Regions from separate parts of the Homo sapiens genome. Here regions 2 and 3 are each linked to region 1. A link is a loop called in an ENCODE intact Hi-C map of the cell type or tissue named here. Cell type or tissue: psoas muscle. All regions are shown on one strand. Each heading gives the region's core, and the rest is flanking DNA. Links, peaks and the distances in the headings are about the cores only.

What was found. Hi-C counts contacts between places; a loop is a spot of excess contacts. Peaks named below come from ENCODE experiments on the same cell type or tissue, not always from the same donor. Only the 100,000 strongest peaks of a DNase experiment are listed, where the experiment ranks them.
Region 2: it touches region 1 in a loop (2.4-fold over the local background); 60 of 110 quality-filtered maps call a loop at or near these places.
Region 3: it touches region 1 in a loop (5-fold over the local background); 60 of 110 quality-filtered maps call a loop at or near these places.

What each region holds. Positions count from the first base shown.
Region 1 is chr2:46,869,069-46,879,830 of GRCh38, forward strand. LOC124906004 (a long non-coding RNA gene) reads left to right here. Exons shown (of 2, transcript XR_007086310.1): 2 at 5,775-6,252. Among named protein-coding and RNA genes, the nearest start is that of MCFD2-AS1, 25 kb to the right of the region's middle. RefSeq lists enhancers at 2,882-3,176, 4,332-4,831, 9,545-10,045, 10,046-10,546 and a silencer at 2,882-3,176. In psoas muscle, for the core only: a CTCF peak has its summit at 7,905 (motif pointing left); DNase peaks (open chromatin) are centred at 4,743 and 8,221; H3K27ac peaks cover 3,099 bases.
Region 2 is chr2:46,812,219-46,822,980 of GRCh38, forward strand. It overlaps LINC01118 (long intergenic non-protein coding RNA 1118), which reads left to right and starts at 4,450. Exons shown (of 4, transcript NR_034099.1): 1 at 4,450-4,694; 2 at 5,030-5,215; 3 at 5,962-6,013; 4 at 9,883-10,442. RefSeq lists a silencer at 3,708-3,972. In psoas muscle, for the core only: no CTCF peak of the experiment used is centred there; DNase peaks (open chromatin) are centred at 2,113 and 6,233; H3K27ac peaks cover 3,823 bases.
Region 3 is chr2:46,799,770-46,810,531 of GRCh38, forward strand. No RefSeq gene overlaps it. Among named protein-coding and RNA genes, the nearest start is that of LINC01118, 12 kb to the right of the region's middle. RefSeq lists a silencer at 3,421-3,715 and an enhancer at 3,421-3,715. In psoas muscle, for the core only: no CTCF peak of the experiment used is centred there; no DNase peak of the experiment used is centred there.

The sequences.
Region 1 (10,762 bases), core at 1,250-9,249:
CTCTCTACTGATGAGAGTAATTCTGATAATAGCAATAGTTATAGTCCATGTGCCCATGTCACCAATGAGGCTTAGAGAGGCTGTGAACTACCCAAGGTCCCTCACAGGCAGGAGCAGGGCCAGACCTGAACCCCCCGTTTCTGGCCTCCTAGGCCAAGCTCCCTGTGTGCCTCCTGGACAGTGTCCCTGCAGACTCCTGAGTCCTCACTGAAGGTCAGAGCCTGCCCGAGTTTGAGGAGGTCCTTCTCTCCCCCTTCCAGCGTCCCCAACTCCAGGCAGCCCATGGGCTAGGGGATTTTCTTCTTCTTTGGAACTTAGCACATGTTCTGAGTCTCTGACACTGTGGCCCAGCAAGGCGTCTGCCAGGAGCAGCTCCGAAGCCCACCCTCTTCCAGCCTCACTCAGGGCATGTGGCGACTTGTTCTGTCTCCAGGACATTGTTTGTGCCCCACTGTGGCTCCAATTTTATTTGTTTATAGACCAGATGAGGCCTGCATTTGCTGTCGTTTTAACCCTCACCCTCAGCTCTCCCAATTCACTCATCTGCTGTCTGGAGAGTCCCCCTCCCTTCTTCCCTCCTACTCTTTCCTTGCCCCTACTCCATGCCTGTGCCCATATCTTGCCCCTCCCTCTGCACCCTGAAGCCCTGCTCAGCTGACCTGCCTGCCTCAGACCCCCAGGGCCCCTTTGCCTGGCTGGCCTCCCCCAACTCCTAAGCCCAGGACTCCAGGGCACTGATCCCAGAGCCCCAGCAGCGCCCAGCCCCGAGTTTGGCAGTATCTTCTGAGTGAAGGACTTGCTGGCTGTAACGGAAACCCTCCAGCAGATCAGTCCATGTCCAGTTGGAGCACAGGCCCACAAGCTGGGCTGTCTGGGTTGGAATCCAGCTGCTCCCCTTCCTGCCCTGGGACCTGGGGCAAATTCCTTCACCTCTCTGTGCCCAGTTCCCCATCTATAAAACATAGGTGGCAATAGCAGGGTTGTGGTGGGATTCCAGCTGCAAAGTCCTTTGAGCAGTGCCAAGCACAAGATAAGAATGTGTTGCTATTATTATTATTATCATTATTATTATATGCCTTTGTGCTCACTTTTGAAGTCTGAGCACTAGAGTCCTGATCTTTGGCCACCTAGGGGTCCATGCAGGGGTGAAGACCACGCCCTCTCCTGGCTGGATCCCAGGTGAGCATCACTGAACTCCTCCGCCCAAGGTGCATCCAGTGCTGACTGGATGAGAGAAGGAAGGGGGACAGTTTTGATGGCAGAAGCCATTCTATTCCTCCTCTTAGCACATGCACCGCTCCGAGGAAGATCCAAGCAGCTCTTTGCTCCTGGACACGTAGCTCTAGGAAGGGTGAAAACCTGGCCCTGATATTGGTCCACAGAGAGACCATGGAGCTCACTGCCCAGTCCCTGGAGCCCATCTCTGTTCCTGCTCTAAGCCCCTGCCTGCTTCCCAGCCCCACCTTCCCCTCCTCAGCAGTACCCAGCCCCTCTGGTGCCTCAGAAGCATCCACAGCTTCCCACGGGGCTTGTGAGCCTGACTCAGAGGCAGAGGGGTGGGGGCATCAGAATCTGAGCCTGGGGAAGGCCAGCCTTCTGCTCCAGGCTGTGACCGTCTTCACTCTTGCCTTTGGCTGTCCCTGTGTATCTGAAACTCACACAGCTCACCGCAATTTCCATCTCCTGCCACAAGTCCTCCCCCTGGTCAATATACCAGACTTCTACCCCCTCATCCCAGAACTGTGATTCATCTCCTACCCACCCTAGAACCAACTGTTGGGCCCTCTCCCATTCTCAACCCCAGGAGGCGCTTTGCCCTATTCTCTTCCAGTTCCTGCGCTTCCTACCCATCCTCATCCTGCCCACCTCAGCCATCCCACTCCATTCTTTTATTCCTCCCCTCTGCCCTGTGGCTCCTCTTTTATCCCCCAGGAGCTGGCCCCACGGAAGACTACCCATCACCAGGGCAGTACTGGGCGGCCACTTGTAGGGAAAGTGGGGAGTCTAGTCCTTAACCATCCTCAGGGCCTTGACATCAAGCCGTCCAACCTGCAGGCCCTGGCTTTTGAATGATCTATTACTAATGTTGTTTTTGTTGTTTAGCACTCTCTTATCAAAGAGCTCATTTATTCCTTGCAATAACCCGGCAGTTAGATAGACCAAGTCTAAGGCTTCTCTTGTGAGTGGCCCCAGTTGGGAGGAGTGTGAAGTCCTCCTAACACCTGCTCCCAGACCATCTTGGGTTCCTGTTGCCAATTTCAATTAATTGCTATGAAGGATGAGAAACAGGATGCAGAGAAGTTCTATCTTCCCTTTAAGACCGAGAATACCCTGAAGGCATTGCCTGAGGATATCTCAAAGGGAAGGACCACATCTCCTCCACACCAGGACATCCCCAAGCAAGGCCTTGTCTTTCCTTCTATCTTCAGTACTCAGTCCATAGGACTATATTAAGACCCCCAGTTGGTGCTTTTTCTGGGTGAGTGACTAGCAGAGAAACCTAGCACTCATTTCCCCCTCTGTCTCTTTCTCTCATAAAAATGCTTTTATTTCGTTCTGGGGATGGCCTGACAGTGGGGCCCTGGGGCCCATCTGCTGGAGGAAAAAGTCAGTGAGGGACAGAACAGCACAGCTGCCAGTCTGGCTAGACCTCCTCTCTGAACTGGAACTCCTCCGGAGATGAGTATGGGTGTGATGGGCCTGCGGCCGAGGATGTTGAGGGGTCTCCACCAACTCTCCTTTCCTGATCAGGTTAATACTCGAAAACAACTTTCATCTCTGCTTGGCCTCAGCCCAGTCTTTTCCTTCTGCCCTCCCAGCATGAGTCCTGGAGCCTGAAAGAGACCACGGTTGGGAGAAGATGTAAGTAAGGAACTACTATGGCCTCCAGACCTGGTCTCCTTCCAAATCTACTGTCTCAGGCTGTTCCCTCTGGCCCATCTTCCTTATCTAATAGGTCTAAAGCTGCACTGTCCTTCAAAGTTAACCTCAGACTTCACCTCCTCCAGGAAGATTTCCCTGAATCTAGCCATGATGCTGTCTCCCTTCTCGGAATTCCTGAGGTCAATAGAGTCTGTACCAGGAATCTGCTGCACGCCATGTGCTCTGGTTAAGCACGCAAGTTATTAGGGCTGTTCACAAATACTCCAGCCCTCCCTCCTCTGGGCTCTTGAAAGGGGTTACTCCCTGCCCACTTGAAGTTAGGCCGCGCCATGTGACTTGCCACATGAGCGGAAAGGATGAGTGTTGCTTCCAGGTGGAAACTTTTAAAGTCAGCATACTCTTTTCCATGACAATTGTCCAAGTGCCACATAATAGCTGCTTGGCCCTCTGGCTGACTAGGACAGGCTGAGCACCTGAAGATCTGTGATGAACATGTCATTGTGAGCAAAAAAGAAACCTTTGTTGTTTTGAATCAGTAAGATTTTCTAAAGCTGTTTGTGACTTAGCATAACCTGGCCTGTCCTATGTGATGCATTACGTGAGCAACCAGGATCTCCCTTGACAAGCTTGAAGTTCAGAAGAAGTTCATATTTTCTCCTAATTTTCATTCAAATTAGAAAAGCTTTTGATCCTAACCTGCTAAGACTGGTAGGAAGTAGTCTTTCTCCTGGAGTTCTCACTCCTAAGCATTCACAGGCTGTTTAGTGTTACTATAAAGGAATACCTGAAGCTGGATAATTTACAAGGAAAAGAGGTTTATTTGGCTCTTGGTTCTGCAGGCTGGGAAGTTCAATAAGCATGGGGCTAGCATCTAGCATTTGCTCAGCTCCTTGTAAGGGATTTTGTGCTGCATCACAACATGGTGGAAGGTCAAAGGGGAGGTGGACATATCTGAAAAGGCAAAGCCTGAGGGGGATCCTGGTTTTGTAATAGCCCACTCTTCCAGGAACTAATCTGCTCTCATCAGAGTGAGAACTCACTTATTGCCTTGGGAACAGCACCAAGCCATTCTTGAGAGCTCTATCCTCAAGACCCAAACATCTCCCACTAGGCCCTACCTCCCAACACCACATGGGGGATCAAATTTCAACATAAGATTTGGTGAGCACAAATCACATCCCAACTATAGCAGGCCTCTAGGATGGCTTTCATGGATCATTTGAATCTGTCTCCCATTCCTCCTTCTCATCCTCAGTTACATTGGTCTTCCTGTTCGTCCTTTGTTGAATAAATAGTTGCTTTCCCAGCTCCACAACTGGGACCCTGGACAGGCCCATCTCCTGGTGGACATGCTCACCAAAACCACTGGCAGGGCAATGGTTTTGGGACTACAAAGTGCTGGGATTACAGGCGTGAGCTACCGCATCCAGCTGATGATCGCTTTTAAACTGGCAGTTTCTGCTCCCCCTGAGACATTCCTCCCCCTCAACACTCCAATCTTACTTTGCACCATCCATGGATTTCTGAAAAGATGCCAGGAAATAGATTGTGGGGAAATTATCCCCTGTTCTGAATTTCCAGTGAAGAGTGCTGTGTTGCAGCACATGTTCAGTAAATCATCTCATAAAGTAACACCCCCACCACCACCCCATTGCACAGATCTGGTGAATTCCTCTAAGCTCTCCCCTCCCCTCCTAACTGAATGAGCTCTCTCCCTCCAGGCTCCTCTGGGTTGGAGGTGGAGGCCAGGTTAGGGAGACCCCCATCATTGAAGGTTTAAAAGGACAATGATGAGACATTTGCCATGAGGACCTGAGGAGCCGCAGGCCTGTTAGTCACAGGCGATGAGTCACCCTGCATTGTTTGTGCTGGTGATCCTTCGCAGATGCAGGCAGACTGCAGGAGGAGTTGAGTTCCTCCTCTTGCTCTGGGTGTGTGGACTGGTGCGTGCACATGTGTATGCACGTATGTGTGTGTATATGTGTGTGTACATACACACATGTGCTTGGGCCTGCAGCCCAAAGTGCACATGGGACAGCCTATATCTGGGAGATTACTATTTCCTAACACATTTGGGGTAATAATTACTGTCCTTCAATCAGAAGCTTGTGTGTCAAAGATAACAGGGCACATGGGCTGTATAGGCATCAGTTTCTGGTTGGAATCATCCCTTTGAGGTTGCATGGAGATTTAGGGGCTGTCCACTCAGCACCCCACTCCACTCTTTTTCCCTGGGAAATGCCCTCCACCCACCAGCCCTCTTGGTTAGAGCCACAGAGACTTCTGGATCTTGTCCATACAGTGTCTACCTCACCTGGCCACAATTTACAAGGCCAGGAGTGGGCATTAGACATGGAAAATTGGAATTGGGACTACAATTCCAGCCTTGGACCAACTGCGCTGGCTGGAAGCCATGTAAATGGAGGGCTCTGGGTGGCTGTTTTCCCCACTCTGCGAGCTGGAAGCAGAAAAGTGCTGCTGTGAGACAGAATGAATGTCTAGATGCCCAGACACCCAGAGAAACTGAGCGGGCAGCCTCTTCCTCTGTCCATGCCATTTGTCCCGTTTTAACATCCATCCCCCGTCCTGTCTGCATCCTTCAAGATCAGCTCAGGGGTTACCTCCTCAGTGAGGCCTTCCTCTATTTCCCCACGGAGGGCACCTCTTCCCCCTCTGGGTCACCTCCCTCTTTTCTTACCAGTCACGTCAAGGTTATTTTTGTTTCCCCCTAGAATGAGCTCCCTAAGGACAAGAACTCTGGCTCTGTGACCTTTCTACACTTAGCAAAATGCATCGCACATAATGGTGCTCATAAATGCCTGGGGACTGATGAATCCAAACAGCTGTGTCCTACGGCCAGTTTTGACCTTGTCTCTTTCTCTTCTTTTTAGGAGGAAAGAGCCAGGCTTAATCTTGGTCTCTCCTGTCTCTGTGGAAGCCTGAATTCCCCTCGGTTTATGAGGTAAAGAATAGCTGGTCTCCTTCACATGCTTTCCCGACCCTATCCTGGATAAACTGAGGCAGGAAGGCATCTGCTTTCTACTCCAGTGATGTTGCGGCCGGGATGCCTTCTGGGGAACTCGAATGCTGCAGGCAGAGGGGCTAGTTTCTGAATTGCTTGTGACATGTTTGGCTACCAGTGACCAAAGTCCTCTATGGCTGGCATTCTTTAGTTTAAAGAATCGAGGGTGTCTCTTAAACCAGGGATGAGGGCCTTGGAAACCTTCCAAAAATTTTTATACAACGCGGGTACATACAACTTTTTACAAATATGAAATCATACTGTACATCCTTTCTTTTGTGACCTATTTTCATTCAATAACATTTTACAGTTTTCATGTTAATAAACCTAGCTGTACATTACTGGTACATACTAGTTACTGGTACATTGACATTTATGACCAGTTGTGTTTCCATGGTAAGGTTGTGTCAGAGCTGGATGCATGTGCCCTGTTGTTGGATATTTATCTTATTTGTCATTTTTGCGTTGAAACAACGCTATGAATGAATAGTGTTGTAAATGCGTCTGGACTGATCGTCTCTACTGGATAAGTTATTTACAGTGGCATTGCTGGACTAAAGGGTAGACATTTTTTTAAAAAGTTTTCTGATGCATAACACTGTCAAAAGACAAAATTAGGCCAGGTGCAGAGGCTCATGCCTGTAATCCCAGCCCTTTGTGAGGCCAAGGCGAGCAGAGTGCTTGAGGCCAGGAGTTTGAGACAAGCTTGGACAACATGGTGAAAACCCATCTCCACTAAAAATTAGCCAGTCATCGTGGTGTGAGCCTGTAATCGTAGCTACTCAGGAGGCTGAAGCACAAGAATCACTTGAACCGGGGAGGCAGAGGTTGCAGTGAGCCTAGAACATGCTACTGCACTCCAGCCTGGGTGACAGTGTGAGACTGTCTCAAAAAAAAAAAAAAAAAAAAAAAAAAGATAAAATTACATCAAATCTAGTTTAAAGATCTTCATTGTTTTTTATTTGCAATTCATGAATCTGGCAACACCTCTTCTGGAATGAGTGTTCAAAACAGCTGAACAGAGGAGACTGGCTTTATAGACAGAAAAGGGCTGAGGAAAGGAGACACAGTGAACAAAAAGTGGATCTCGGTCATTTTAAAGTTACTCTCCTTATAGGGTTAAAACAGAGGCTTGTTTGGCAATCTGGCTACTATCTTTCACTCTCCTGATTTCTGGGAAGGTCAGATAAACAACTTATTTTTGGCTTTCTGGGGTGGAGCTTCAGCACGAGTGACTCCATTTTGGTTTGGTCTGTCCCATCCTAGCACAGGGGCTCAGTCCTAACCAATGGGCTCTTCTAAATGTATTTGACAATACCTAACCACCAAGAAAAGACTGTACCAGTGAAACTCTTGGGCTCTTCTAAATGTATTTGGCAATACCTAACCACCAAGAAAAGACTGTACCAGTGAAACTCTCGGGCTCTTCTAAATGTATTTGACAATACCTAACCACCAAGAAAAGACTGTACCAGTGAAACTCTCGGGCTCTTCTAAATGTATTTGACAATACCTAACCACCAAGAAAAGACTGTACCAGTGAAACTCTTGGGCTCTTCTAAATGTATTTGGCAATACCTAACCACCAAGAAAAGACTGTACCAGTGAAACTCTCGGGCTCTTCTAAATGTATTTGACAATACCTAACCACCAAGAAAAGACTGTACCAGTGAAATTCTTGGGCTCTTCTAAATGTATTTGACAATACCTAACCACCAAGAAAAGACTGTACCAGTGAAACTCTTGGGCTCTTCTAAATGTATTTGACAATACCTAACCACCAAGAAAAGACTGTACCAGTGAAACTCTCGGGCTCTTGTAAATGTATTTGACAATACCTAACCACCAAGAAAAGATTGTACCAGTGAAACGCCTCCCTCTCCAGGAGCCTATAAGAGTGCACATTCCCTCACACCTGCACCAGCACTGGCCTCTATGATCCTGCAAATGCTTTTAAAGGAGTCAATTCATCCGTCATAAGAAATAAACATTGCCCTCTGCTGCTTAAAATATAGCTTCGCAGGAGAAAATCCAAACTTCCTGGGGAGGGACTGACATCTATTGAACAGATTCTACCACATGTCAGGCACAAGATAGGTCTGCTCTCATTCAGTCCTGCAAGGTAGACATGATTGTTCTCATTCAGATGAGCGAGTGAACGCTTAGAGAAGTTGAGTAATTTGTCCAAGGTCACAGAGCTAAGGAGTGGCCAGAGTTAGGCTCTGACCTCGTCTGAGGACAAGGTTCATGCTCTTTCTCCATGTGGCTTCTGTCTCTCCATCTATGACACAGAACCATCTGGCCCCAACTCCCGTCTTCCAGCCTCACTCCTTCCTCCACCCAGCCAGGTCCCCGCGCGGTAGCCACACTAGTGCCTTAGAGGAGAGTGTGCCCTGTGTTAGCCCAGGCACTGCTAGATGGTGGAATCAGAGAGATTTTAAGATTCCTTATCAGTATTTTCTACCTTGGCGATATTTTACCTATTTAATAAACAAATGGAGGGTTTTTTAAATTTTAAAAAAACCCATTGCCAAGATTCTCTTGGAGAAAAGATTCTCTTGGAGAGTTTCCTGATGTCCCCCAGACACGCGCGTGCACAAACTCTCACACACACACACACCACACACACCCACTCACACACATACACACCACACACACACCCACTCACACACATACACACCACACACCCACCACACACACCCACTCACACACACCACACCCACGCCCACACACCCACACCACACACACCCACACACACCCACTCCACACACACGCACTCACACACACCCACTCCACACACACCCACTCACACACATACACACCACACACACCACATACCCATACACACACACCACACACACACATGCACACACCACACACACACCACATACATTACGCACACACCACACACACACCACACATACACCACACGCATACACGCATACACACCACACACATACCAGACACACCACACACATACACATACACCACACACACCACACACATACCACATATACACCACACACATACACACATAGATGCACACACACATACACAGACACACCACATACACACACATACACATCACACACATATACACACACCACACACATACACACATACACACCACACACACAGTCCACGCACACCACACACCACACACATACACACATCACACATACACACCACAAACACATACACACACACACATACACACCACACATACACACCACACACATACACATGCCACACACACACACACATACACAGACACACCACACATACATTCACATGCCTCTGCCAACACCACACACACACATACACGCCATACACACCACACACTATACACCGTACATACACACCACATACATACACACCACATACACATACACACACTCACACACACACATACACAGACACACCACACATACATTCACATGCCAGTGCCAACACCACACCCACACACACATACACACACCATACATACATACCACACACATACCACACACCATATACACCACACACACCACACACCATACATACACACCACACACATACACACCACACATACACCACACACCATACACATATACACCACACATACAGACATACACACACTCACACATACACGCACACCACACACACATGCACACACATCACACACATACACAATACACACACCACACACATACACATATACTCACCACTCACACACACCACAACACATACACACCACACACATACACATACCACACACACCACACAGATACACACACACCACACATACACACATTCACATACATACACACACATATACATACACACCACACACATACAAACACGCATACACACACACCACACCACACACACACACACACACACACACACACAGTGTCCGCCTGGGCTGGGTGGGCTACAGGCTGTAGGCAGAAGAAAGCAGAGTGCCTCAGAAATATCTTGTGACCCTCAAAGGCCACAAGGGGTAGCTGGAGCCAAGCCCGCCCCAGTCAATTCTCCCACAATAGGCTACTGTCCTTTAAGCATGTCCAAGAGCTACTGCTGGTCTCTGTCCCGCAGGGCCCTGACTTCCCCCGACTCAGGCCAGCTGTCTCCAGCACAGACCATCCACCAGCCAGGCCCGAGGGAAACAGCTGGAACCAAATGACTGCAGTGCCTGCCGCTAAATGACCAGGCCTTCCAAAATAAACAAAGGAAAGTCAAGGGAACCAGGACTGCCAGCATCAACGAGGGAGTCGGCTGAGAGCAGTGAGGTGGGGGCAGAGCCTGGGAACATGTTGCTGGCGGGGGTGGCCAGGGCAGTGACAGGGACTACTCTAAGAAAAGTCCCTCAGCCAAAGGGTAGACATTGGGGAATAGGATGGAGGGCAGGGAACTCCCCCGCTATTCCCACATCCACACACATATACCAGAATGTACACTTTTTTGGAACTTCTGCAATATATTTAAGGCTTAGAGGAAATTAGGCATATATTGGGTGGATATGTAGATGGATGGATAGATGGGTGAGTAGGTAGGTGGGTGGGTGGGTGGATGGGTGGATGGATAGATGGATGAATAGATGGGTGGGTGGATGGATGGATGGATATATGAATGCATGGGTAGGTAGATGGATGGATGGATGGATGGATGGATGGATGGATGGATGGATGGATATATGGATGGGTGGGTAGGTGGGTAGGTGGATGAATGGATATATGGGTGGATATATGGATGGGTAAGTAGGTAGGTGGATGGATGGATGAATGGATGGATGGATGGATGGGTGGATGGATGGTTGGATGGATGGATAGATGGATGGGTAAGTAGGTGAATGGATGGATGGTGAGTGGATGGGTG
Region 2 (10,762 bases), core at 1,323-9,322, 57 kb before region 1:
CTTCTAAATTTATCCATCCTTAGCTCCATGAGCAAATGCCCCACTCTTCCTGGACCCCACAATAGAAACACAGACTTTGGCTGCCCTTCTTTTCACCCCTAAGGAGGGCTGCTTTTGCGCTAAGGGGCATTAGAAGATCATCCTCTGCCAGGAATGCATAGATGCTTTTTCTCTGCAGACTCTGCCCTGAGCTGATTTGACCTGATTGACTGGAGAGGCAGGGATTGTGGAGCAGAGCGGGAGGAGCATAGTGGGAGGGGGCTGGGAGAGGCAGAGGGAGAAGGAAAGCTCAAAGTCCAGAATTTTAGAACCGGAGGAGGAGAAGGAAGGACCCTGTAGGATCCAGCACCCCATCCCACCCATTTCTCTGCCAGAGTCACAAGCAGTCTGCCCCCTTCCTGTGTGGGTAATTGGCAAAGCCCGGACAAGCAGGCAAGTCTCCGATTCCATCCCAGCCCAGCACCGCCCACCGTCTTATTCAGGCAAAGAGAGTTGACTGTCTTGGCAGCAAAATGAAACCTTTTGATTTACGAGGAATTCTGAGATATCTTCCAGCTGACAGTCTTTGGAGAATTGCACAAGCCCACACTTTTGTGGGGGCAGCATTTAATGAAATGAACACATGAGTTATTCGTTTTTCATTAAGGATGACATGCAGAGAGTACATATCAGGATGAAAAATAGGTCCTGGCCTGGGGCTCCACAGCCTCATGATCTTGAGTGAGCAGGAGAGCCAGGAGCACCCACTTCCAGAGGCAGGGAACGGGAGGAAGGAGAGCTAACACCTTCGGAGCACTTACTGTCATCTTCATTGTCTCCCGTAATTCTCACTAGGTACTCTTGCTCCAGAGTTACAGATGAGAAAACTGAGGCTCAGAGAGAGCAAGTAACATGCCCAGAGTCACCCAGCTAGTGAGGGACAGAGGTAGGATTTCAATCCCAGGCTGCTTTGGCTCAGCTCCAACAAGCTGTCCATGCAGGAGCAGGAGGCCAACTGTGCAGGGCCTGGGGACCAGTGGTGCAGACGGGACCCACGCTGCAGACGTTCACTCCAGATGGATGCTGAAAGACAGAGGAGCCCTGAGGCCTGGCAAGGAGAACCGTAGGCTTTGGTGGTCAGCCAGGCCCGGCTGGAGGGTGGCTGAGCCTATGAAGTCTGGGAAGCAGTTGGGCCATGAAAGTGATGCCCAGCAGTCTCTGTTTTTGCTGTTTTCCAGCTTTCCAGCCTCCGAGCAACTTGGCATCTGTATGAGAAAACCCAGTCAGCCCTCATCTCAGATGCAGGTGCAACACATATGGCCGTCAAGCTGGGCAGACCTGAGTTTGAATCCTGAGCCTACCGCTCGTTAACTGTTAGACCCTGAAAAAGTGCCTCAACCTCTCTTGAGCCTCCACTTTCCATACCTGTCATGTTTATTTAACAATACCTACCTCTCAGCATTTTCATGAAAGTTTTAAGATGATATTATTATGAGTAGCAGCTGTATAACAGTAATAATAACTCATGTATACTGAGTGTATTTATATGCCCTGTACTATGCTGAGAACTTTACATACATTACCACATTACCTGACTTAACCTTCAAAACACCTCTCTGAAGAATTGCTGTTACATAACAGCCCCATTTTACCTGCAAGAAATGGAAGCTCAGAGTTCTTTGTTGCCCAGGTCACGTGGTTAGCAAATAGAGTCAGGGTCAGAATTTGAACCCTGGTCTGCGTGCGCCTGCAGCCCACCAATATGAGTCTTAATGAACAAAGTACCTACCATACAGTAGACCCTTAACAAATGGGAGTTCGAGTCCTTTCTTTCTCCCCTAAATGCACAGATTTTCACAGTGCCCTCTGAGATTTGCTTTAGAGCTTGCCCACATGGAGTTTTCAGAAAGTCAGGAGAAAGCGAGGTGGTGGGTGCATCCCCCGATCCAGGGACCCCTCCCTCCCCCCGCTCAGCCTTCCTTCCTTTTAGGGTTTGGCAAAGGCTGCTTCACTCGAGGCCTCTCATGGAGCTGGAAACAATGCGAGTTTATTTTGGCACGGCAAAGAGGGCCCGATTCCCCTTCTCTGGACGCCTCTGTGGGAAGAGGACTAGAGAATGTGGCCCAGGCCGCTGTCAGTTCCCGTTACTCTCCCCAGCACGTCCACGGCCGAGTCACAGCCATCACATGTAGCTCTGAGAAGGAAATGAGATAAGAGCTTTCTTTCCACTTCAGACTGATCATAAAATTTCCCCTCCTCTCTCCACGCTCCCCCACAAAAAGAAGTTGAACCAAGGACATGGTGCTGCCGTTAAACTGAATACTCTTAGCAGATCTCTTCTCAGTCCTGTGGGGACATCCTCACCTGGGTATTTGGCTACCTGTGGCAGATACGATAAGCAGGGCCCATGGCCAGTGTGGTGATGGAAGTCATAGACACTCAGAGTGGCAAGGGACTGTCACTGTCCTCTGATCCCAGCCCCTACCTGGCTTAGATTCAGATTCAGCCAGTATTTATCAGATGCCAACCCTGGGCCAAGCCAGGAGTGCTTTTGCATCTGTTATTTCATATTTCAGAATCCACACAACGTTCTTTTTGGAAAGGCCTTACTTTCCCATCTTTACAAATGTGGAAACTGTGGCTCAGAGAGGTCAAGTAGTTGGCTCAAGATCATGACGTGAGTAGGTCAGTGGTAGCGCTAGGATATGGTCTTCCAGCTCTGAGACCAAGCCCTGTCTGTCCCAGGCACAGGAGGAGTCTCTTCTACAACACTCCAGGTAGAAGATTCATCCAGACTTTGAATTCCTTGGGTATTCCTTATTTCTAAGGAAAGTCTCATCTAAAATGTTTTTAGGGGTTGAACTAAAACCTACCTCTCTCTCACTTTCATCTATGGGTCCTATAAGTCCTAAATCTAACTCCAGGCAAAGGGAAGAAAGCCAGAGCTCTGCCCTTGGCCATGTCTGTTCTTCAGAGATGAGAAGATGGCCCCAGATGACCCTTGGCTGCCCCACCCCTGTCCTAGAACCAGCCCTGCCACTTCCTAAATGTGGACTCATTTCTTAACATCTCTGAGTTGCCATCAGATGGGGGCGATGGTGTCTACGTTGCCAGATGGCTGAGGGACTCAATGAGAGGATGTCTCAAATGCACTTCCCCCAGAGCCTGCACACAATTAGCTCTCAGCCAATGGCAGCTATTGTTGTTTTATCGTCAATAGTATTTAACCTCTCCAAACCTTGGTTCCTTTTCTATGGAGTGGGAATTATAATACCTACTTTCGTTTCCCCCATCAACGCAAGTAGGCATTCCAATAATACCAACTTCACATGTCTGGGAGGAACGCACAACGATGCAGGCAGAGAGCGCTCAGAAACTATGAAAAGCAGGTCACGTGCTCTGGCACCCTGGCTGCCTTTTTGGGGAGCCTGTTTCCTGAGCCTTCTGTCCTTCACCAGAATTTTCAGGGTTGTGATGTTTTTCTCTTCAAAAGCATCTCCTCTGTAGCCCACTCCCCACCCCCAACAAACTTTTTTGAGCTAAAGAGAAAAAAAAAAACCATACAAATAGACAAGTGTTTAGTTGGCCAGGTGCAGTGGCTCACGCCTGTAATCCCAGCACTTTGGGAGGCTGAGGCAGGTGGATCTCTTGAGGTCAGGAGTTTGAGACCAGCCTGGCCAACATGGTGAAACCCTGTCTCTACTAAAAATACAAAAAAAGTAGCCGAGTGTGGTGGTGGATGCCTGTAATCCCAGCTACTTGGGAGGCTGAGGTGGGAGAATTGCTTGAACCTGGGAGGTGGAGGTTGCAGTGAGCCGAGATCATGCCACTGCACTCCAGCCTGGGTGACAGAGTGAGACTCCGTCTCCAAAAACCAAAAACCAAAACAAAACCAAAAGAAAAGTGTTTTGTCTCTTTTTTGCCTCTGCATGCACCCTGGGGTCAGCTGGAGTCTTCCCACCCTTTACAATATAACAAGGGTGATTCAAATCCCCTATCCTGGAGGTGGTAAAACTCAAAAGACAGTTGAGGGTAGAAGACGAAATGGCACGCATCTCAAAGACAGAGAGCAGAGAAGGTGTGCAGGTGCGGAAAGGACTGCTAGTGTCCACAGGGAACCCAAGGCCACTGACCTGGAGGGTGGGAGAGAAATGGGCGGGAATCGGAGGATGTTGGGAGAGGGAGGAAGGTGGCCCACACCTCAGCTGGGAGGCCCTATTGGAGTGCACAGGCCCCTTTGCTTGAAATCCAGGAGAAGGGGGCTCCTGAGGCTAGAATTTGTGTAGTTCTTAAAAGTTTTCAGAAGCACATTTTCCCCTGTAGATTCTTTCCTGGAACAATCCCACCAAGCCTGCAAGGTGAGGAAGGAAATTGAACACGCCCCTCCTGAGCTCCTCAGGTGCACCTCGTGCTGCTGTCCTGGGGCCATCTCCCAACTCCTCCCAACCCCTCATAGCCCTGCTCTGGAGCAGGTAAATATTCCTCACGCCAGCAGGTGAGGAGGCTGGGGCCAGATGACAGCTAGTGAGGGAGCAGAGACAAGACAAGGCGAGCCTGTGACAGAGCGAGACCCTGTCTCAAAAAACAAAAACAAGACATGTGAGCTTGGACTCCAGTGTGGAATCCCATGTCCGCTCAGTGCACCTTTCTGCCGCTGAAAGTACAAGAGGAGAGGGGAAACCCACAGGTGGAGCTGACCATGAGGACTGTCACAGGTGAGCTCAGGGGCTTGGGCGCCACCCCACAGGCCATGGGGGGCTGCTGACCAACTCTGGGAGTGACATCATGAGGAATGTGGCATTTTAGGACAGTTGCCTTCTTAATGAAGAGGACTCTGCTGAGTCTGGTGTAGCCAGGGGTGGCAGGAGCCAGCTGACATGGGTATGAGGGCTACTCCCTGACCCTCTCGGGAGGGTGTTACTAGCAGCAGCCACTGCAGCCCTGAGCCCCAGAAACACCATTGTGGAGGCTTACAGTGCCTTCTCGAAGCTACCCAGCTTTCCCTCACCAGGGGCTGGTCCTTGGTTCCCACCTGCTGCCATTCTTCCAGCTTTGAGAGGCAAATCCAGAAATCAGCCCTCCAGCTTCCTCTACCAAGAAGACTGGCGGTTACAACCCTGGCTCTGTGGGGCTTCTCTTGCCCTCTCTTCTGACTGCCCTACTTGGCTCCAGGTGAGGGTGAGAGGAAGCTGGAGATGGAAGATGCAGCTGGGGGAACTCACCAGGCAGGTCTCAGGTGAGAAGGGTGGGTGGGGAACCCGGCCCTGGCCCAGAGCACTGGAACTGTCCAGCAACCCTGGGGAAGGTGAAAAACCACCACTGAGTAGGCGGTGACCTGTTGGGTGTCGGTGAGGGGAGCCCATGGGCTGCAAAAGGCACATTGGGGTCTCCCTCTTCCCATTCACACTTCACCCTCCAGTCACCCCAGCTTGGCCCAGGGCCAGGCAGGGGAGGCGCTGATCAGTCATCAGTAGTGCCGCGATCACAGTTTTCAGAGCTCCTTCCCTGCCTTAGCCTTCTTGATCCCTCAACAGCTCCTTGCAGGAGGGAGGTAGGGCAAGCTTTGTCTTAGTTTACAGATATGGAAACTGAGGCTCAGAGAGCTCATATGACTTCTCAAAGCCATGCAGTTGATGAGGGACAGAGTGAGGTCTAAATGCAGGACCTCCCAAGAATGGTGGACTTTTCCTCTCTGCCTTGTCCCCCCACTTCCTCTGTCAACTCTAGGAAGATTGGTCTGGGGACCCCTGCAAAGGCACAGATGGGAATAAGCACCTTGGTCAAAGGATGATAAGGAAAATGGTGGACAGATGGGTTGAAGAAGGATCGCTTGATTGAATTATTGAGACCTTATTTCCCTGAGCCTCCATCAGGTGATCCTTATATCTGTCCTGGAACACTAGACCACCCAGAAACAGGTGCAGCAACCCGGGCCAGCCCAGGCCGCTCATTCTGCTCCTCCTCTTGCCTCTCCTCCTCCAGGGAACTCTTTGAATAAGAGGACACCAGATCATGCCTGCAGTTCCAGCCCAGGGTGAGGTTGAAACACTTATGCTTCCTATTTAAAGCCACATCTCATTCATCATTTCAGCACCAATCAACAATTAAACCTGATTCAATGGAGCCCTGACAGCTAATTTAAACCGAGCCTCACAATCGGCCTGACACTGGCTATTTAAAACTCTGTCCTGGCCTCTGGGGCCTTTCGGAACCAGGACTGTTTGTCCTGCCAAGAGCAAAGCCCCACCCGCTGTGGCCTGGATCCCCATGTATGTAGTGTGCAGGGTCTGTTCCAGCCATCACTGTCTCTGCCTGGCTCCCTGTAGGGCTGTGGGAGGGTTCTGGGAGAGGTCGGGAATGCCAGGAGGAGGAATTGGTGAAGCAAAGAAAAGGCAAAAGCCCACTGAGAGGTCTAATGAGCCCCAGGTGCACACACTTGTGTTGTGTGTGGCTTTCTTCAGGCCCTGGGCAAATGTGGCAGCCTGGGGTGTATTGGGAGCATCAGAACCCAGGTCAAGTCCTGACTCTGCAATCCATAAACCAGTTCCGTGACCTTGCCCAGGTCCTTCCTTAGTTTCCTCACCAGTGTGGTGAGAATAACAAAGATCTCTTCTCAAACCGTCTCCCTGGGAGTTAAGAGATTCCCCCATATCTGGTGATCCCAGGTAAAGCACATGGAAAACCACCAAGTCCTAAAGCAGAGAAGTTCTGAGCAGAGCAGGCCTGAGCTTGTATGGGGCCTGGTGCTGTGGGGCACCATGGCAGATTCCAGCCTGTGGTCATTATTGGGTTGCCTGGTGTCCCCATGGCTCTCTAGCGCTGATGGAAAACAGCCTTATATCACTAAGTGTGGACAATAACCCCTTCAGGCTGAGAACTTGGTTCAGACTTGTGTAGTCAGAGACATCTTCCTGGAGGCAGTGGACTTGAGCCAAGCTTTGGAGGCTGCAATAATTGAGTAAGTCGGCCAGGCTCACACCTATAATCCTAGCACTGTGGGAGGCCAAGGCAAGTGGATCACCTGAGGTCAGGAGTTCGAGACTAGCCTGGCCAACATGGTGAAACCCCATCTTTACTAAAAATAAAAATAAAAAAAATTAACTGGGCATGGTGGTGGGCGCCTATAAGCCCAGCTACTCGGGAGACTTAGGCAGGAGAATCGCTTGAACCCAGGGGGTGGAAGTTGCAGTGAGCCGAGATCGTGCCACTTCACTCCAGCCTAGGTAAAAGAGCAAAACTCTATCCAAAAAAAAAAAAAAAAATTGAGTAAGCCTAGAATGAGGGAAGCCAAACCAGGCAGAACCACTTAGAGCTAGTAGAGCTTCCACAGCCATTTCCTACTGGATCCTCAAACACTCCTTTTTGAGCACATTGAGAGTTTCAAAGATCAGATAGTTGTAGATGTGTGGTATTATTTCTGAGGGCTCTGTTCTGTTCCATTGCTCTATATCTCTGTTTTGGTACCAGTACCATGCTGTTTTGGTTACTGTAGCCTTGTAGTATAGTTTGAAGACAGGTAGCGTGATGCCTCCAGCTTTGTTCTTTTGACTTAGGATTGACTTGGCAATGCGGGCTCTTTTTTGGTTCCATATGAACTTTAAAGTAGTTTTCTCCAATTCTGTGAAGAAAGGCATTGGTAGCCTGATGGGGATAGCATTGAATCTATAAATTACCTTGGGCAGTATGGCCATTTTCACGATATTGATTCTTCCTATCCATGAGCATGGAATGTTCTTCCGTTTGTTTGTATCCCCTTTTATTTCACTGAGCAGTGGTTTATAGTCTCCTTGAAGAGGTCCTTCAGATCCCTTGTAAGTTGGATTCCTAGGTATTTTATTCTCTTTGAAGCAATTGTGAATGGGAGTTCACTCATGATTTGGTTCTCTGTTTGTCTGTTATTGGTGTGTAAGAATGCTTGTGATTTTTGTACATTGATTTTGTATCCTGAGACTTTGCTGAAGTTGCTTATCAGCTTAAGGAGATTTTGGGCTGAGACGATGGGGTTTTCTAGATATACAATCATGTCATCTGCAAACAGGGACAATTTGACTTCCTCTTTTCCTAATTGAATACCCTTTATTTCTTTCTCCTGCCCGACTGCCCTGGCCAGAACTTCCAACACTATGTTGAATAGGAGTGGTGAGAGAGGGCATCCCTGTCTTGTGCCAGTTTTCAAAGGGAATGCTTCCAGTTTTTGCCCATTCAGTATGATATTGGCTGTGGGGTTGTCATAAATAGCTCTTATTATTTTGAGATACGTCCCATCAATACCTAATTTATTGAGAGTTTTTAGCATGAAGGGCTGTTGAATTTTGTCAAAGGCCTTTTCTGCATCTATTGAGATAATCATGTGGTTTTTGTATTTGGTTCTGTTTATATGCCGGATTACGTTTATTGATTTGCATATGTTGAACCAGCCTTGCATCCCAGGGATGAAGCCCACTTGATCATGGTGGATAAGCTTTTTGATGTGCTGCTAGATTTGGTTTGCCAGAATTTTATTGAGGATTTTTGCATCAATGTTCATCAGGGATATTGGTCTAAAATTCTCTTTTTTTTTGTTGTTTCTGCCAGGCTTTGGTATCAGGATGATGCTGGCCTCATAAAATGAGTAAGGGAGGATTCCCTCTTTTTGTATTGATTGGAATAGTTTCAGAAGGAATGGTACCAGCTCCTCCTTGTACCTCTGGTAGAATTCAGCTGTGAATCCGTCTGGTCCTGGACTTTTTTTGGTTGGTAAGCTATTAATTATTGCCTCAATTTCAGAGCCTATTATTGGTCTATTCAGGGATTCAACTTCTTCCTTGTTTAGTCTTGGGAGGGTGTATGTGTTGAAGAATTTATCCATTTCTTCTAGATTTTCTAGTTTATTTGCGTAGAAGTGTTTATAGTATTCTCTGATGGTAGTTAGTATTTCTGTGGGATCGGTGGTGATATCTCCTTTATCATTTTTTATTGCGTCTATTTGATTCTTCTCTCTTTTCTTCTTTATTAATCTTGTTAGCGGTCTATCAATTTTGTTGATCTTTTCAAAAAACCAACTCCTGGATTCATTGATTTTTTTGAAGGGCTTTTTGTATCTCTATCTCCACTTGCCACTGAGAGCTTAAGACAGCAGGACACTGGCTGGGCTCTCCTGATATCACTTGCTCTGCCCCGTTCTGCCCCATCCAAAGAGCAGGGAATACCAGAAGTAGGGGGTAGGGAAACAGGAGATGGGAAAGTGGAAGGACTCCAGCAGGGGTCCTTCATCTACATTCCTAGTGCAGACCCTTCTGGAAGGAAAAATACATACAAAAGGTGCAGTTGGGAGGCTGAAGGGCACCACCCAACCCTATCACTGCCAGGAACCTGAGCTGCCCCCGACAGAGTGAGAGGGGTCTCATGGGTCCCCAAGCTCTCTGTGTGGCAGGAAACAATAGCCACTTTTCTGGGGCCTCCAAGGAGAGGAGGAGTGAGATCACACCTGGGGAGGGTGAAGGCAGAAATACAGGATATGAGCATCCTCCCAGGGGAGCATGGGGAGCCAGGAGCAAGGCCTGGGGCTGGCTGCCTCCTCCCCAGTGTCCCTCCTTCATCTAGGTTCCTGGGCCACACACTCTGGACTACCTGCCTCTGCTGGGATTCTTCAATGGTCTCACAGACCCAACTAGACTGTAAGCTGCTTGAAAGCAGGTCCACGGCATCAGACTGTGGTTCAGGGCTCGGGTCCTGGAGTAGGGCAGGCCAGAGGCTGACCTACTTACTAGCTGTGTGATTTTAAGCCAGTCCCTTAACCTCCTTGAGATTCTCCTGTGCAATGAAGATAAAAATAGGACCTATCTCATGAGATCATTGGGAAAAGTAAATGAGTTAATCAGAGTAAGTGCTTAACAAAAATATCTCCATTGCTTGTGCCCCCAGAGCAACTAGCACCAGCCTCAGCATGGAGCAGGACTTCAGTTCCAGCAGCGAGGACTGAGATCAGACACAAGAGAAAGCTCCCTGATGAGGAGGGGTGATTCTAAAACGAAGGGCGGAAATTATCTGGGGAATTTCCTTCCCGTGAAGCCTCAGGAACATGCCAGTCCCCCACTTCGGTCTGTCCTGGGGGGTCTCACGCCCCTGTCCTCCTAGAGAAATCTAGATCCTCCAAACTCTGCCTGGGTTCTTCCTGGGGAGTCTTGACCCCTGCCTTGTGGTTGATGTGGGATAGGGGACCCGGGAACAGGGCTGCCTTCCTCTGGCCAAGGCCTGGCAAGCAAGTGTGGGATGGGTGCTGTCTTCCTGAGAGGGACAATAGAAGTGACAGAGCCCCCTAATTCAAGACCCTGCAGAGGTGGTGTGAGATCTTATAATATCAGTCTCTAAGCCAGTGCCTCTCAAGCTCTCTTTGGTGAAGAATCAATTTTTAAAATATATAATCAGTCACAGATCAATGCTTTTGTAAAATGCAATAAAAGTTAATTTCCAAAAAAATCACATACTTGGGTACCATGGTAATGTCAATGTAAAATTGCTGTAAAATTGTTCTAAGTGCTTACTCTCAATGTCTGTGCTCAGCTTATCAGCAACCAGTAACAGTTTGTACCACTGGTTTGTACCACGACAACCATGCTACACTTGGAGCTGACACTTTCATAAAGGTTAATTTCCCTCTTTTCCTTCCTGAAGTTTGACCTCTTCCTTGATTAGATAGGAGGAGGGATTCCGACAGCCCCTCACCATCTGTTTAGAACCTCTCCCCCCATTGCAGGTCCTTCCTGGTCATCTAACACCATATGCCATATGGAACAGTCCTGAT
Region 3 (10,762 bases), core at 1,482-9,481, 69 kb before region 1:
GCTGTGTTTGTCCCTGGGTCGTTTTCCCTGAATAATTGTGAGTACTATGTAAGAGAGTCTTGTAATTCTTTTGTGTCTCCCAGAATACTGAGTTCCATATATAAAAGTATATAATAAGTGCTCAATAAAGGCTTACCTCATATCTTATAGTGTACTTTTAATTAATGTATTTATTTGGCTTGGGAAGTCTAAGATCAAATATAGTGTAGTTTTTTTTTTAAAGTTTGTGTTAAAACAGGTATGTCCTCAGCTTATATCTTAAGATGTATTACTGAGAAATGTGTTTTTTCTCTAACTCCAGGCTTGAGTGCTCTGAAGTTAATGAAGAGCAGTGAACTAAGAGTAAGGATATTAAGACCATGACCCAGCCCTGCCACCAATTTGTGTGCGATCTAACATAAATCATGTAACCTTTCTCCACATTTCCCTACCTGTGCAGCAGGTCAGCACCTAGTCTTACGGTGTTGCAAGCATACAATGGCACAAAGTTTTGGATGAGCTTGTTAAATGCTGAATACATGAAGGAGATTATTATTCTAAGTGGCACACGAAGAATTTATTCAACAAAGCTGTATTGATGATTTACTCTCTGCATCAGCTCCTGGGACTGCAAGTATAAAAGTGATTCAGACCTTGCCCTTGGGAAGCCGGGGAGAGACTCAAATAGCTAACAGCAGGGTAAGTAAGCCTTATAGTGAAGTGCCAGGAACAGAGGGGAAGGAGGCAGGAAAGTGTGGGAGAGGGGTATAGAAGGGAGCAGCATTTGAAGAGATATCAAAGAAGTCACCAGATGTCACCAGAAAGAAGGGGAATAGGCAGTAGCATATTCCTGACAGCGTGCTGAAGGCTGAAGGCGTGGCAGGGCAGTGAGTGGTGCCTTGTAGCTGCAGCAGCAATGATCAGGGTGATGAGGCTGTGTGGAGGTGACCAGAGGCCCAAAGAGATGGCAGCAGTGGCTGTGACGCTGCAAGCTCTGTTACTCGAGTGGGGTGTGGTGGGGCGGGAGTCGTGTGGGCTGGGGGAGGTGTCAGAACTCCTTGGGCCTCTGGCCAGGTGCAGGCTCTGGCATGGCCCGGAACTACTGGGTGAGCGGGCAGCCCAGGCTCTCTAGGGAGCTCTGTTGGCCATGGGCAGAGGCACAAGGCCTGGTCCTTCCCACTCTAAGGAGCTGCAAAGACAGAGAAGGCCAGGGGGACCCCGGGGCTTGCAGGTAGGAGGTAGAGAGGAGGCTCAGGGCCAGATTCTTCTCCTGCTTCCCAGGTAATGTGAAGGTCTCTCTCCTCCCGGACTGCACTCGCCTCGCCTTCCCTCTGCACGTGTTGAGTTCTTCCTGCCTCTCCCCGGCTAGGGCCTGGCTTCCACATCACTCTTCTGTGGGCCCTCCTTCCCCCGGTCCTCTTTGCTGTTCTCCATTCTCTATCACAGTTTGTTCCTTTCAGGGCACTTAACACAATTTGTCCGTGTTGGGCTTTCTAGCTCTTCTCTCCCCACAAAAGTGTCAGTTCCATGAGGGTGGGGACTTCATCTCGTCCCAAGGCATTGCCAGTGCCTGGCACACAATGTGTGGCATACAGTAGGTGCCAAATAACTGACTCAATGGTCTGGCCATGCAGCATGACTTCAAGAGCATAGCATTTGGACATACAGTATTGTCTCCGGGTTAAAGGAGGGATCCACATCCACTACAGTAGAGACCAAGAGATTGGGGTCTCACTGTTACTCTGAAAGATAAGTCACATTAAGTGTCAGCTCTCCTCCCCTTCTAGTACAGAGCACTCGATAATCCGGAGTGGATTCAGTCCTAAATCCAGCCTGGTTAAAGGACACCCAGGCTTGCACATATAAGGGTCTCTCAGCGGACCCCAGCCAGCTACAGAATATGGGAAGAACGGGCTTCAATGGGCAAAAGCTGCCGTTTCTTTACTTAGCAATACATGTGTCTTTCTAAATAACAGATTTAAATAAGTAAGGCAAACTGTGAAAATATGTGGTTAAAAATGTAAGGGGTGGGGTGGGAATAGAGAATCTAGCAGATGGTTGCTGTGCCTCCCTCTGTGACAGGTGGGATAGAATCATCTGCATGAGCACATCTCTAAAGGTCTTCTTTTTCATGGGCACATTTATTGGCATACTGTAGAATGAGCCCTGTACATTCAAATAGCAGAGTCGGCCCAGCCCAGAACAGCTCTGGAAAGGAAGACCTTGGCCTTGGCTGTGCCTCACTTATGACAACAGAGCTGTCCCTCATCAAAAAGAGGAAAAGGAGAGAAAATCAGAAATGCCTGGTCAAAAGTGAAGGTGGGGCAAGCAGACCTGAAGCTAGTCCTTGGGGTGAGTGGCTGAGTCACAGCATCCCACACACATGCCACCTCCTACAGCCCCTTGGCCTTCTGCCCATACAGGCTCCCAGCCCACGGCTCACTGGTCACTCTTCTTTCCGATGGCCAGAACCACACGCTGCAGGTGACCCTTGGGAAGACCCCGCCTGGGCCACTCATTGGTTCGTGTGAAGAGGCTTCTGTCCCCAGCCAGACGGTGCCCTGCTTGGAGGCAGAGGCCAGGCGATGTCCTCCAGTGTCCCCGTGGCCAGTCATCGGCTGCCCCTGTCCAAGGCATTTCCACAGGCATTTCCTGCCACACTTGGGCACATTTCCCAACATGCTCATCAGTTTGGGGACAGGCTCCATGGGTGGGGTCACTTCTCATTAGCATTTCTCCCCCTGTGGTTCCCACTGCCTGTCCTGAGCTCGCCCCCTCATCTGTGAGTGCAGAAGCCTGGAAGCCTGAGCTCATCTGCCTGGATGATGGCAGGGCGAGCTCTCCTAGGGACAAATCATGAGCTCAGGGATGCCTGCCATGTATCCTGCTCGTCTGGGCAGGCCCTGCTAAACCCTATGTGTGCACAGTTGTGTTAAAGCCTTACAACCACTCCAGGAGGTGGTGTCGTCATCACCATCCTCAATCTTCATTTCACTTATAAGAAAACAGAGACATAGAAAGACATTGGCCGAGGTCACAGAGTTGGTCATGGTGGGCCAGGATTCAAACTCCACCAGTCCGACCTCCTGCTTTCTGCTCTAAACTCCAACTAGTCTGCAGTGGTATTGTATACCGCACCCTGACCTCACCTGTCTCACAATGTCACAGGCACCTGTGTGAAGGCCACAGGACAAGTGCAGCCTCCAGGCAGGAGGCTGCCTCTTGGCGGTGGTGCCCTTGGTCAAGTCACTGCCCCCTGCTGAGCCTCTGGGCTCTAATATGGGGTTTATGATAGAAGCTGCCTCCTTAGGGGATTGGGAGAATTAAATACGCTCATCTGTGTGAAGGCTTAGAGCAGCGCCTGGCACTGGGAGCACTCAGTAGCACGCATCGTTATCACAGTTATTAATAATATGATTGTTCCCAAGGGAACATTCCAGGTCTGTCTGACCTCCTCTCCTCTCCAGGAGGAGGCATCTGTGCATTGACTACCAACATCTCTCTTTTTAACTAATCGCTCCATCTCATTCTTCCACCTTCTCCATTTCTCCTCCCAACCCTGACATGCCATTGAATCTGTTTAATTCAAGCAAATGCTCAGAGCCCCAGATCCCTGAATGCGACAGATTGAGAGGGTGGGGGTGGGGGTGGAGAATGGAGGAGCTTGTGTAATAGGACATAAATAAACTTGCACATGCTCTTCTTTTTAATTGCAGATTCTATCCCATCGCGGGGCAATTTTTATTTTGCCTTCTCTTGAATAAGTGGGAAGATGTTTTATTCATGTGTATCTTCCCAGCACGCAGCCCAGTAGGTGCTCAATGTGCGCTGAATGATTCGGTGCATTCGGTTCGGCTCCAGCCAACACGTATGCCAGGCGCTGTTGTAAGTGCCTCACATATACAAGCTCATTGAACACTCTGGTGCCGTTTTAAAGTCCTGGAGCTGAGCACTCTAAAGTCCGGCCAATAAAGGAAATGTGTTTGGTAGCCACCCTCTTGATGGACATACCACTGAATCTCCAGCATGAGCTGTGTGGCTCCCGGTTCCTCCCCGCTTGCTTGTGGCACTGCTCCCCTCTAATATTTAGGAAGAGAGTTTCAGCACAAACTTCCAGCTGGGTGAATGGTGGGGCCTGAGGGACGGTGACAAAGCTGAACACACACCTCGAGGGACCTCCACGTTTTCCAGTAGGGTTTGATTTGAACAGTGCCAAGAAATCCCCTCAGATTGCTGGAAACTGCAAACCATGGAGGCTTAACACACCATGCCACTGCCTGGCCAGACAGGCCTGGGTTCAAATCCCAGTCCCACCACGTGTGGAGCCAATTCCTCGCTGAGCCACAGCATCCTCCGGGGTGGAGCAGGGCACACACCCTGCCTCGTGGGGCTGTGGCAATATTACCCAGCTCACCGTGTGACATTTAGTGGGCACCTTCCTCACTCTGACAGCCAGCTGAGCACAGGCCACTAAGGAAAGAAGAATTCTGAGGGAGAGAGAAGAGGCCAAAGAAAGACAGAAAGGATGCCTCCTCCAAGAGCAGTCAGGCCGGGGTGGGACAGGGTGGTGGGCGGAGGTTGGCCGGGAGAGAGCCATTTACCGGCACAGTCAACAAACAAGGATTGGGAATATAAAGCTCGGCATTGTGCTAAGTGCTGAGGAAGTAAAAAGGAATTTTTATTTATAATTTATACCCCACCTACTTCCAAAGAGAATTTTGAAGGTGACTCACAATGAAAACCACATATGCCGCAAGATCACGAAAATAGAAATAGAAAATCAAGTCCATGGAGATGAAGAAAGGAAACCCACATTTATTTACCCCAGGTGCCGTGTCCTTGAATGCACTCCATCATTTAGTCCAGCAACCCCATTTTACAGATGAGGAAGACAAGCAAAGAGGCATGTCCAGGGCAGGCAAAGGTGCAAGCAGGGCTGACTTCTCCAATAGGCGCAGGGCCCAGGATACTCTTAGGGGCCCACTAAAATGTTTTAAAATTTCTTTTAAAATCAGAAGAAGAGAAGAGAACATTGAGGTTGAAAAAATGTTTTAATATATGATATTAATAGATTCGTCTTTATGCCAACACAATAGTAACATATATTTAATTTTTTAATGGAGGAGGGAGTCCACAACTATAAAAGTGCCTGGAGTCTACAAAAGTCACAATCCAGCCCAGGCCACAAACCCAGGCCAGCCAAACTCCAACTCTTGTGCCCCTTCCACACTTGTGCAAGAACATTTGTTGTCACTGAATGTAACATGCGAGTCAGCTCTGCAGCTGAAAAGAGGCCACAATGAGATAAATCTTAGTTTCATAAAAAGGATGTGCAGTGGGGAAACATTTACTCACACTACAATGCAATTGTGGGGAAAAAGTGTAACTTTTACAATTTTCTTTCTTTTTTTTTTTTTTTAGCGATGGGTTCTTGATGTGTTGCCCAGGTTGGACTAAAACTCCTGGGCTCAAGTGATCTGCCTGCCTCTGCCTCCCGAGTAGCTTACATGCCACTACACCTGGCTAAAATTTTCTTTATAATGAATGTCTTCTTATCAGTTTCACTGGGAAGCAGGCGGGTAAAATCCTAAATTGTATCCAATTTGGTAAATTTCAAGCTTGATTTAGTAATCAAAATTGTCTTTCATAGATAACTTGGCTCACTCACGTAAATGTCAGCCTTTTGGAGACTGCTCTCTCTGGCTGCTGAATCCCCGTGTGGCAGGTGATTCCTATCAGAGTCTTGCACAGCCCAGGAGGGAGGCCCCTGGGTTCCCGTGGCATTGCCTGGATCTTCACAGCCTGCTCCTTGAGCTCATGACTGCTATGATGGGATGGCCCCATCTTGCTTTCTGGGGCGCTGTGCCAGGAGCTGTCGCTGGAGCCCATGGTCCCTGCCAGCTTTCCTAGTGGTCACTCAGTCCTGTCACCAGGCCTCTGCCTTTCTGCTGGCACTCTCAACACCTGCTCAGGTGCTGTCTCAGGCTCCCCTACCTCCTACTTCCTGCGCTACCTCCAGGCCTTCATGTGGGTGCTTCTCCTGGACCCAGCGTACCTGGAGAAGGGTGCCTCCAGCCCAGACGCTCCCTGCGGCCTTCAGACATGCTTTAAAAGCATGTGTTTAAAAGCTCCCAACTTTCTAGGTTGTGCCCTGACACACTGGTGGGGAAGGTGGGGAAGGTAATAATGGTAGTGGCAGAGAAGAGCTCTGGTGCCTGATCTACCTGTTCTCTCCCTATCCCCCTTCCCCTTCCCATAGTCTATGAGGATAGAGAGATAAACTTTCCTTCATCATCTTCTAAAATGTAGTCAGTCAGGCCTACCTCTTGATGTGCTAAAAGAGGGTCAAAGGAATTTAGTAAACCTTGACTCTCTCGACATCTAGCTTTCTGTCTGAGACTCAGACATTACCCCAATGTACAAGAAACTCCAGAACAACAAGGTTTACAGGACATGAAAATGTATCTAAAGACAATTCCAGAAAGTATTAATCCCATTGCAGACATATGTTAGTTCAACAGGAGAGACTAACTATACTGACACTTAATTCCAACACAATATATTATATGAATCCTTATGTAGGGAACATCGAACAACACGATGAACACCATCTCAAATATTTATTTGGCAAACCTTCTTCCAATAGCTGTTTGTTCTATCAACCCTCAATAAAAGTAGGCCAGAACATTAGGCACTTCCCTGGTGAAAGGGCCTGATCTTGGTGAGTCTAGTTGTGCTGTATCTGGTGTTCTTACATCTGGATGCAACTTAGACACCCCAGAGACAATGGCGTAGCATAGCACATGTCGCTTCTTTCAGCCAGTGCTAGGATGTGGGAACAAAGGCACAGTCCATCTCTCTCACCCTGAAGAAGGGCAGAGAGAGCTTCAAAAAGGGATATGGGCACAGCCAACCTCTCAACCATCACAATTTTTTTTTTGACTATTAGTTATGATTCAAACTATGAAGCAGAAATGGCTTGGGAGTTTTGAGAGGAAATGACTCAACAAATACAAAATATTGGAGAAGAGATCAGACTCCAGGATCTTCTACATTCAGGCTAGAGATATGCAACTATCAACAGTCTGGATATAGCTGGGTGGTTCATGCCCATAATCCCAGCACTTTGGGAGGCTGAGATGGGAAGATCGCTTGAACTCATGAGTTCAAGACCAACCTGGACAACATGGTGAAACCCTGTCTCTATGAAAAATACAAAAATTAGCCAGGCATGGTGGTCTGCGCCTGTAGTTACTACTCGGGAGGCTGAGGTGGGTGGAAGCCTTGAGCCGAGGAGGTGGAGGTTGCAGTGAGCTTAGATTGTGCCAGTGCACTCCAGCCTGGGCAGTAGTGCCAGACCTTGTCTCAAGAATGTAAAGTCTGGATATAAATTATGATTCTTAGTCTCACTCTAGAAGGCTGTGGGTAGTTGCTTGAGCCAGAAAGAAGATGATTGTGAGGAAAATCAAGATCTTTGCATTGGAAAGAGATCATCTCGTCGAACGAGACTTTGAGGTGGAGAAAAAAATGCATGGTTACTATCACTACTTCTATTAATATTGTACGAGAAATCCTACCCATTTCAATAAAGAAAGAAAAGGACCAGTCATGGTGGCTCACACCTGTAATCCCAGCACTTTGGGAGGCCAAGGTGGGTGGATCACCTGAGGTCAGGAGTTCAAGACCAGCCTGGCCAACATGATGAGACCCTATCACTACTAAAAATACAAAAATTAGCCAGCTGTGGTGGCACGCACCTGTAATCCCAACTACTAAGTGGGCTGAGGCAGAAGAATCACTTGAATCCAGGAGACGGAGGTTTCAGTGAGCAAAGACCATGTCACTGCACTCCAGCCTGAGCAACAGAGTGAGACTCCGTCTCAAAAAAAGGAAGAAAGAAAGAAAAAGAAGAAAGAAAGAAAGAAAGAAAGAAAGAAAGAAAGAAAGAAAGAAAGAAAGAAGAGAGGGAGGGAGGGAGGGAAGGAAGGAAGGAAGGAAAAGAAAGAGAGAAAGAAAGAGAAGGCTGGGTACAGTGGCTCATGCTTATAATCCCAGCACTTTGGGAGGTTAAGGCAGGAGGATCACTTGAGCCTAGGAGTTTGAGATCAGCCTGGGCAACGCATAGAGGCTCTGTCTGAAAAAAAAAAAAGTAGGCAGGTGTGGTGTCACACACCTGTTGTATCAGCTACTCGGGAGGCTGAGGTGGGAGGATCATTTGAGCCTGGGCGATCAAGGCTGCACTGAGCCACAATTGTGCCACTGCACTCCAGCCTGAGCAATAGAATGACTGCCTCAAAAGAAGAAGAAAGAGGAGGAGGAGGAAAGAAAGAAAAAAATTAAGTCTTAAGTTTGGGAAAAAAAGAGAAAAAACTTTAAATATGTATAGACAATATTATTGGGAGAAGAAGGAGGAGGAGAAAAGAAGAAGGGAGGAGGGAAGGAAGGAAGGAAAGAAGGAAGGGGGGAGGGAGGGAGGGAGAAAGAAAGAGAGAGTGAGAAAGCAAGCAAGCAAGCAAGTTAAGGCTTAAGTTTGGGGAAAAAGAGACAAAATGTTAAATATGTAGAGACAACATTATTGTGTAAATAGAAAATCCAAGTTATTAGACCAAGTAAAAGAGTTTAGCACAATTGCTGGGTATAAAGTTAACATGCAAATAAACTTGAGTTTATTTCAATATGTGAACAGTAAACATTGAGAAAATAAAAAATTTTAAAGTGATCATTTATACTTGCAACACAAATGAAGTATTTATGAATAAGTCTAACAAAATGTATGCTAATTTTGTATAAAATATTAAATTTTATTGGGAGACATTAAAGAATGCATTAATAAATGCAGAGACTTACTATATTTATGGATGAATGAGTCTATATTGTAAATATGCCATTTTCTCCAAATTTATATGTAGATTCAATGCATCACAATCAAAATCCCAACACATTTTTGCATGTAGAATTTGGTAAGCTTATTATAAAACTCATATGAAAATGCAATAATTATAAGAAAAAGAAGGTGATGGAATTGCCCTGCCAGATATCATGACTTATTATAAAGGCATAGTAATTAAGAAAGTGTGACATTAGCACAGGCATAGAGAAATAGATCAATAAAACAGAAGAGAGAGCCATGAGCAGACCCACACATATATGGATACTTGATCAATATGACTGACTGCAGATTACAGGGGAGTGGGGAAAAGACTTTTTAAGAAATTATTCCGGGGAGGGAAAAAAAGAGCTATAGGGGGAAAAAAATTGAATCTCTATTTCACACCACATACTAAAATCTCTTTAATTTGGAATAAAGAGCTAAATGTGAAACGTAAAACTACAAACCTTTTAAAAAAAGAGAGAGAAGCACATACCTTTGTGCTCTCAGAACAAGAGTTCTTGAATGAGATATAAAAGTAAAGAAGTAGCTAGGTGTGGTGGCTCAAGCCTGTAATCTCAGCACTTTGGGAGGCTGAGGTGAGTGGATCACCTGAATAAAGCTAGAGGAGCAGAAGTTGAAAAGGTATAAGTGAAACGAGATTGTCCATGAAATTATAATTGTTGAAGCTGAGTGATAGGTACAAGGAGATTCATCATATTATTCTATCTACTTTTGTATATGTTTGGAATTTTATCATAAATTATTTTTGAGAGAGAGAGAGATCAAGGAGGGACTATAAAGAGATGAAAACAAACCACAAACTGGAACTACACATATAAGCAATGAAGGACTAATATCCAGAACACAGAAAGAACTAAAAATCAAGGGGAAAAAAACCAATTTTTTAAAGGTAACAGACTTGAACAGACAAGTCTGAAAAGTGGAAATCCAAATGGTGAAGAAACAAACAAAAAGCTCAACTTCATTAATAATCTGGGAGATAAAATGTAAACCACAATAAGATACCATTTTGTACCCCCCAGATTGGAAAAATTAAGTCTGTAATACCAAGAGATGACAAGGATGCAGATGCCTCTGGGAGTATAAATTGGTACAGCCAATGTGGAAAGCAACTGGACTTGATCTAGTCATGTTGAAGACCATGTCATCCAGCAATTTTATTCCTAGATAAATATCTTAGGGCAACCCATGCATGTGCGCACCAGGAGACAAGAAAGCTTTACAACAACAACATCAGTAAGGACCAAACACTGAGAACAACTCAAATGTCCATCAGCCATAAAATGCATTAACTGTGAGCTTGTATGCTATATGAAATCTCAGCAGTGAAAATATATACAATGAAACTATAGCTATGTCCACCAAATGAAGCAAATCATCAAAGAATGCATACAGTACATTTATTTCCAAGTTTAAAAATAGACGAGTAGGTTAAACTATATGAAGCTGTATGAATTTGCAGATATTCAGCATTTTTCTCTTACAAATGGCATTTGTCATTCACTGTAGTACTGTTTAGGGTGCATACATAAATGGTAAAACCATAAAGGAAAGCAAGGTTCAATCAGACTTTTTCTGATTAACAGAAAAGTCAGGATAGTGTTACCTCTAGGAGAAGGAAGGGAGATTTGACTGAGGAAGGACCTGGGGTGTTGCTGGTGGGGAACTTCACAGGTACTAGTGATGTTCTAGTCTATTTATTTATCTCACGGGTGGTTACAAAAATATTTGCTTTATTTATTTATTTATTTACTTATTTATTTATTTATTTTAGAGACAGGGTTTCACTCTGTTGCCTAGGCTGGAGTGCAGTGGCATGATCATGGTTCACTGCAGCATCCAGCTCCTGGGCTCAGGTGATCCTCCAGTCTCAACCTCCCAAGTAGCTGG